Regions from separate parts of the Homo sapiens genome. Here region 1 is linked to region 2. A link is a loop called in an ENCODE intact Hi-C map of the cell type or tissue named here. Cell type or tissue: endothelial cell of umbilical vein. All regions are shown on one strand. Each heading gives the region's core, and the rest is flanking DNA. Links, peaks and the distances in the headings are about the cores only. Region 1 has its middle 490 kb from the start of PRELID2. Region 2 has its middle 630 kb from the start of PRELID2.

What was found. Peaks named below come from ENCODE experiments on the same cell type or tissue, not always from the same donor. Only the 100,000 strongest peaks of a DNase experiment are listed, where the experiment ranks them.
Region 1: a loop joins it to region 2, with 2.3 times the contacts of the local background. A loop is called at or near these places in 1 of 110 quality-filtered maps.

The regions. Positions count from the first base shown.
Region 1 is chr5:145,345,628-145,348,554 of GRCh38, reverse strand. It overlaps a transcript of PRELID2 not described here. Among named protein-coding and RNA genes, the nearest start is that of PRELID2, 490 kb to the left of the region's middle. In endothelial cell of umbilical vein, for the core only: a CTCF peak has its summit at 1,334 (motif pointing right); a DNase peak (open chromatin) is centred at 1,174.
Region 2 is chr5:145,201,819-145,204,745 of GRCh38, reverse strand. No RefSeq gene overlaps it. Among named protein-coding and RNA genes, the nearest start is that of PRELID2, 630 kb to the left of the region's middle. In endothelial cell of umbilical vein, for the core only: no CTCF peak of the experiment used is centred there; a DNase peak (open chromatin) is centred at 1,395; H3K27ac peaks cover 775 bases.

The sequences.
Region 1 (2,927 bases), core at 139-2,638, 140 kb before region 2:
AGAATTTATTGCATTAATTTAAGTGAGAGACAATGGCAGGTATAGAATGTTTCTGTTGGTGATGACTGTAATGCTACTGGGGGTGGGAGAAATTGATGGATTTGATCATTATATTTAAGAGGTAAATGGACAGATTTGGTTATAGCATAGAAAAAGGGACTATAAGGTTGGCTTCAAAATCCCTTGCTTGCTACTTGGATTGGTCATGATTTTATTCTCTCAGATTAGGAACAAAGGAAGAGCCCAGAGTTAGAGGAGAATATTGTGGTTTTATTCTTAGATTCACTGATTATGTTTTGATGGACTTCTGCATAAGGGAAATGGTAGGGCAATGGCAAAATGTGATGTGAAGATTTCAGCCACATTCACTAATGTGTTTATTGACAATGTTTTTATTTCTCTTGTTTGTTGCCACGTAACTTTTCTGATGTCTTTAACTGATCATGGATTCCTTGCTGACATAGAGGACCTCAGGATAAATTGCCTGTTTATTGCTTCTTAATGTTCTAAGACCTTGTTCTTTAGAAGATGTTACTGCCTGCTTGTTCAGGTTCTTTTTTTTCTGCTAAAAATACACAGTGACTCTGACCTAAAACATGGGAACCATTTGAATCAAAATGGTAAAGCGTCTTTCCCTCAATAGTTCTGCTAGGGGTAAACCTTGTCTTTTTAAAAAATAGACTTTCATTTTTAGAAATTTTAGATTTTCAAAAATACTGAAGAGATAGTACAGAGAGTTTCAATATATGCCAACAGACAGTTACCCCTATTATTAACATCTTATATTATCTACCACTACAGTATCATACAGAATATTTTCTAGAATCCTTTCAAACAGGGGTGGTATTATTTACTCAAAGGGGGTAAAAGCTGCTACTAAGAGGCAGGAAAGAATGAACCCTCAACCACCTCACTGCTCTGAAACTCCAAAACTCAAAAACTAGCACAAATAGCTAAAAATAGAAAAAGAAAACTCCATGGATAATAAAATAGCCACCACAAACCCTTATTTAAACTCCGGAATCTTTGTGAGCTACAGTGAAATTTGAATCAAATCCAAAGAGGAAGCCCAGGTTGATAGCATCTGCCCTATTTTTGAGGAAACAGCAATTTTCAAGAATGGTCTCTAAAAGGCCATATAAATGCTCCACTCGACATGACTACTAATGTGGGTGAACTGGAAAGATGCATTCCCCTTGAGGCTCATTTCTTCACTACAAAACTTTCAAAGAGGTGGGAATAAAAAGATCACATGGCTGTACCATTTTTATTTTTTTCAACTCAGCTTTCTGAATTGGAGTGGCAGCCTGAAGGCCAGGCTTGGCCATAGACACAGATCTAGCTTCGCCACTAGTGGGCAATATTAGCTGAACAGAAATAAACATGCACTGACCTTCTGTGCAGAAGTTTCTTAGATGCAGAACTTTGTGGTTTTACACCCTGTCCACCCAGGGAGATCTGCTGTTTAAGAAGGAAAACTTCTCTTTTCCCCACAGGACCAGCTATTTCCCCTTCCGATACACACATAGAAGCTTTAACACTATAAAATCAGATGAAGGGGGAACACTGACCATATCCACTTCAAAGAATGTGGATATATTTCTTTATCCAGATCAAGCAGTGTTTAAGACCATAGTCTAGGATGCTCACAGTTAATTTATTTGCTTTCAATTTCATCTCTCTTAGGCCTAAAATGGATGTTCTTCCTTTCTGGCATGTAAAGATAAGCAGAGTTCACACATAGGAAGTGCAAGTCCAGAGGAATTATCAATGCTTTGAGGCTAAAATCAGCTTCTTTCTCCATTGACAGACTAAAACATATCACCTGTCCAGAACTGAGAGTATAGTGTTCTCTTGAAAAGGGCCAGATGGTTTTGTCAATAATTTACTCTGACAGTGTAGAAATAGCTGGGCTCTAGGAAAAGATCCAGGTTTCTGATGCTCATTTTGCAATTATAGCCCTTCTAAATCTTATTCTTAGCTGCTATTAGTTTTAAAGCCCCTAAAATGGAACAGCCCTGTTAGGCTATCTTTAGTCAATAATTCCTTTCCCATTCTAAAACAATTTAGTGCATTATCTTGGGCCAAGAATAGGAGAAGGGATAGTATTTTCCTTAAATGATGTTACTAATGCAATGGGCAATGTTAGTGAACCTGTTCCTCAAACTGTCTCTTGAGTAGAAGCTATCAGTGCTGTCAATCTTACACATCTTAGCAATCAAACAGATATGAGATTAAGATCACCAAATGCTGACTGCAATTCAAATGTGAGCTTTACTTCCTCTGAGTCTTTTTTGGAATCCTGAGTTTTTATCTTTAGAGGAATTATTAATATTAACACTGTAAAATTAACTCATAGAATGTTAGTGCTGGGGGTACTTTAAGAATACATAACTCAATCCCTTTGCTTCACAGATGAATAAACAGAATTTCAAAGGCTGAGTAATTTGCCCTAGGTCACAGACTGGTGAGAAGCAGAAAAGAGACTAGAGTGAGAACTCTTAGAGAAATGGTCTTTAACTTTCTCTGTTTTGTCACTGTTTACACAAGCCTAGGACCAGCAGACTCCTAGCTATTTGCAATTTGCCTTAATGCTCATTTGCAGCTGGGACTCAGTTTATATATCTGAAAGTTGGGATAAAAATGCCTCCCCCCACAGTGTATTTGTGATTCTAGTGAGAAGTGTGTAAAATGGCTAAATGTGTACATATATGTGTGGGGTGGGGCGGGGGTGCGGGGTGGTGGTAGTTGAAATTTTGCATCTGCATCAATCTTGAATCTTGAATCCCTTTATATTTCACAAGTCAAATACTCTAATAGCCCAGCATTCAGCAATTATTTTCAGATTACGTTAATGTGTTTTTTTCCTTCAAAGCACTTCACTTGTAGATATTGCAGTCTGTTTATATGTGGTGCTGAAATGAAAA
Region 2 (2,927 bases), core at 291-2,790:
GAACCTAGGCAGTCTGTCTCCAGAATCATTTTCTCAGTTACACCGTGGGACGTGGACATTCTTAGATAATATGGAATAACTCTAGAGGATTGAGTTAGTACTTAACACACAAATACAACAGTTTGTTTAAAAGAATTTCAGAAAACTTCAAATTTTCGCTCTTAAACTTGATAGAACATTCTTTTTGGGACAGGATGGCTCCATTCACTCCCTCGAAATTGAACAGAAAACCTGATTAAATAACAGGCCTCTAGGCTTGTGACCATCAAATCAGAGCCCTTATTAACATCATCAGTGAGAAAAGTGGAAATTCTTCTCTCTCTCAAACTAGTACCTCAAATTGAACTATTATTATGGAGGCTTGACATAGATTATGTGAAGGAGTCTGATTATGTAATGGGAATTGTGCTGCGATATCACATAAGTTAAAATTGATAGAAGGCAGAACTTGAGTTCTTTAAAATTATATAAAAGTAACTTAAGTGTGATGACAACATATTGGTAATTATATGGAGCTTTGCTTCATGTGTGACATTCTGCCAAACAGAAAATAAAGCCAAATGAAATATATTTTTGTTGATCCATGAAACATCACCCAGTCCTCTGCATTTGTTACGCAGGTTCTCTGTTATGTTGTTTTTAAGCCATTTTTTTGTGGTCTGGTGCTCCTTTTGACTCAATCCATTTTCTCAGAAATTCTGCCAGGAGATCTGATAGCATATCATGCCTATTGTTGAAGAAAGTGGTGCTTTTGTTGAGTGTTTGATCACTTTTCTGTTGGGGACTGAGTTGTCAGCTGCTTATGATATCAGGATAAGATGTATGCCAAGGAAAATGAAAAAGACATATTTGCTAAGCCTGCCAGAGGATATATTGACAATTGTGTCAAAACCCGAAAGCATGGCTTCAATGGTTAAAATATATATGAGTATTTTTATTTTGTCAAATAATTCCAAGATTTGAAGTCCATGTATTTACCATAATCATATGAAGACAAGCAATCCACACAAACAGCAACCCCATCTTCTGAAAACATCCACCTAACATAGGAAGGATTAAGATTACTTCATTTATTCAACATGAATTATTGAATACCCACTGTGTCATTCACTGTGGTATGCATTGGGGGTAAATCAGACACATTCCTTTAGTTAAGGTGATTCCAGTCTAGAGGGTGACAAAGATATGCAACTAGATGCATGAAGCTGTATAATGAATAAGAATGTTATTCTTTACTTATCTACCCCATAGACTCATTCTTTACCCTTCCTTTCCGTGCTTTGTGCCCTGGGAGGGTGACATTAATGAATTTCCCACTTACCATCTGGATTCAAGTTGGGTTTAGCCAATGAGTCACTGGCAAGAGATTAGAGGGGCCAGAGTTTTTCTTCCTTCCTCTCTTCCTGTTCCAGCATCTACTTTCTGGCAGTGACTGTGCATCTCCATGATTACTCTCCTGGTGTCCTCTCTGTTTCTCTGCAGCGTCAACTCCCACATGGTTCTGGGCAACAGGACTTCCTCATCCCTTGTTCCTTCAACTCTTTTAGTTATAGTGACTTCCATCGTTGCTTTTCTCTGGGTGCTTGAACATCTCATGTTTATTCCCTTTGTCATGCAATAACCTAGAAATAGATCCTTTATTTAAACTGTCTTCACTTGAATGGCTAAATTGAAGTTTGTTTCCTCCCCAAACTCTTGACAGTTGCAAGAATTATATTAGAGATACTAATTGATTCTATTCATTAATCGTTTATTCAACAATCATAGACATATTACTGAGTGCCTACTATGTGACAGTTTGGTAGGCACAAGGTATAGACCAGTGCTTTCTGATAGAACTTGAAAATATTCTGCACTGTCCAATATGGTAGCCACTAGCTACATGTGATTGCTGAACACTTGAAATGTGGCTATTGTGACCCGGCAATTGAATTTTAAATTTTATTCACTGTTAATTAATTTCAATTTATATAGCTCCATATGCCTGTGGCTACAGTATTAGACAGCACAAGTATGGATTAATATTAATAGAGTCCTGAATAACTCTTCTGGAAAGAGGTAAGTAAGGAGAAAGCGGGGTTTGTGCTGAGATCTGGCTAGACAGAAGACATTTGACCTGCTCTGTAGATGAGGAGGTCTCTTTATCAGGCAGAGAAATGTGGAGTGTGAATTCTGGGGAAAAGAGCATCTTCTGTAAATGCTAAGAGGCTTTCACATATAGAAGGGCATGGTAGTATCAGAGCACTACATAGTATTCAGAGTGGTTAGGTCTTAATGATTAAGGGGGATGTGGTGAAAAACTAATTGAGAACATTGGGTTTGAGCTGTATGTTGATGAGCCATATTTTATGTCTGTATTGCACTACTCTTTTATACTCCATTATAAAACCATTAGGTAGGTCATTTTAAAACATAAATACTAAACAAATAGTAATAATATGTACATATTTTTTTAAAAAATATTCCATTGAATTTTCAATTGAAAATAAAACATGATTATTTACAGTATGCTCAATTTTGTTGCCCCTCATTGTTTAGAGTTTAGCTAGGAAAGTGAACTCAATATTATCATATGATAGATATGTCAGTGATCTAGCTTTATTCAGAGATGCCCAAAGTGCCACAGGGCACAGATGAAGTTTCCTGTTGCCAAATCTTAAAGGGACCAGAGAAGAGTTTCTGGATAAATTGTGAGGTTTGGACTCAAAGAATGGATATGTGTTGTCTCGATGAATTTGTGTAACTGTATGGGGTAGGTGTAGAAGAGGAGGGGTGATGGGAGTGGATCAGAGTGTGTTCCCATTAGAAAACAATAACTGTGACATAGTGAGGGGGAGAGGAAGCTGGAGTAATCTAAAGAAACAGACCTAAACAGACCTGAGTTAGAAAGGATCACTCTGCTTGAGTGCCTCTGTAGAGTGGCTTAG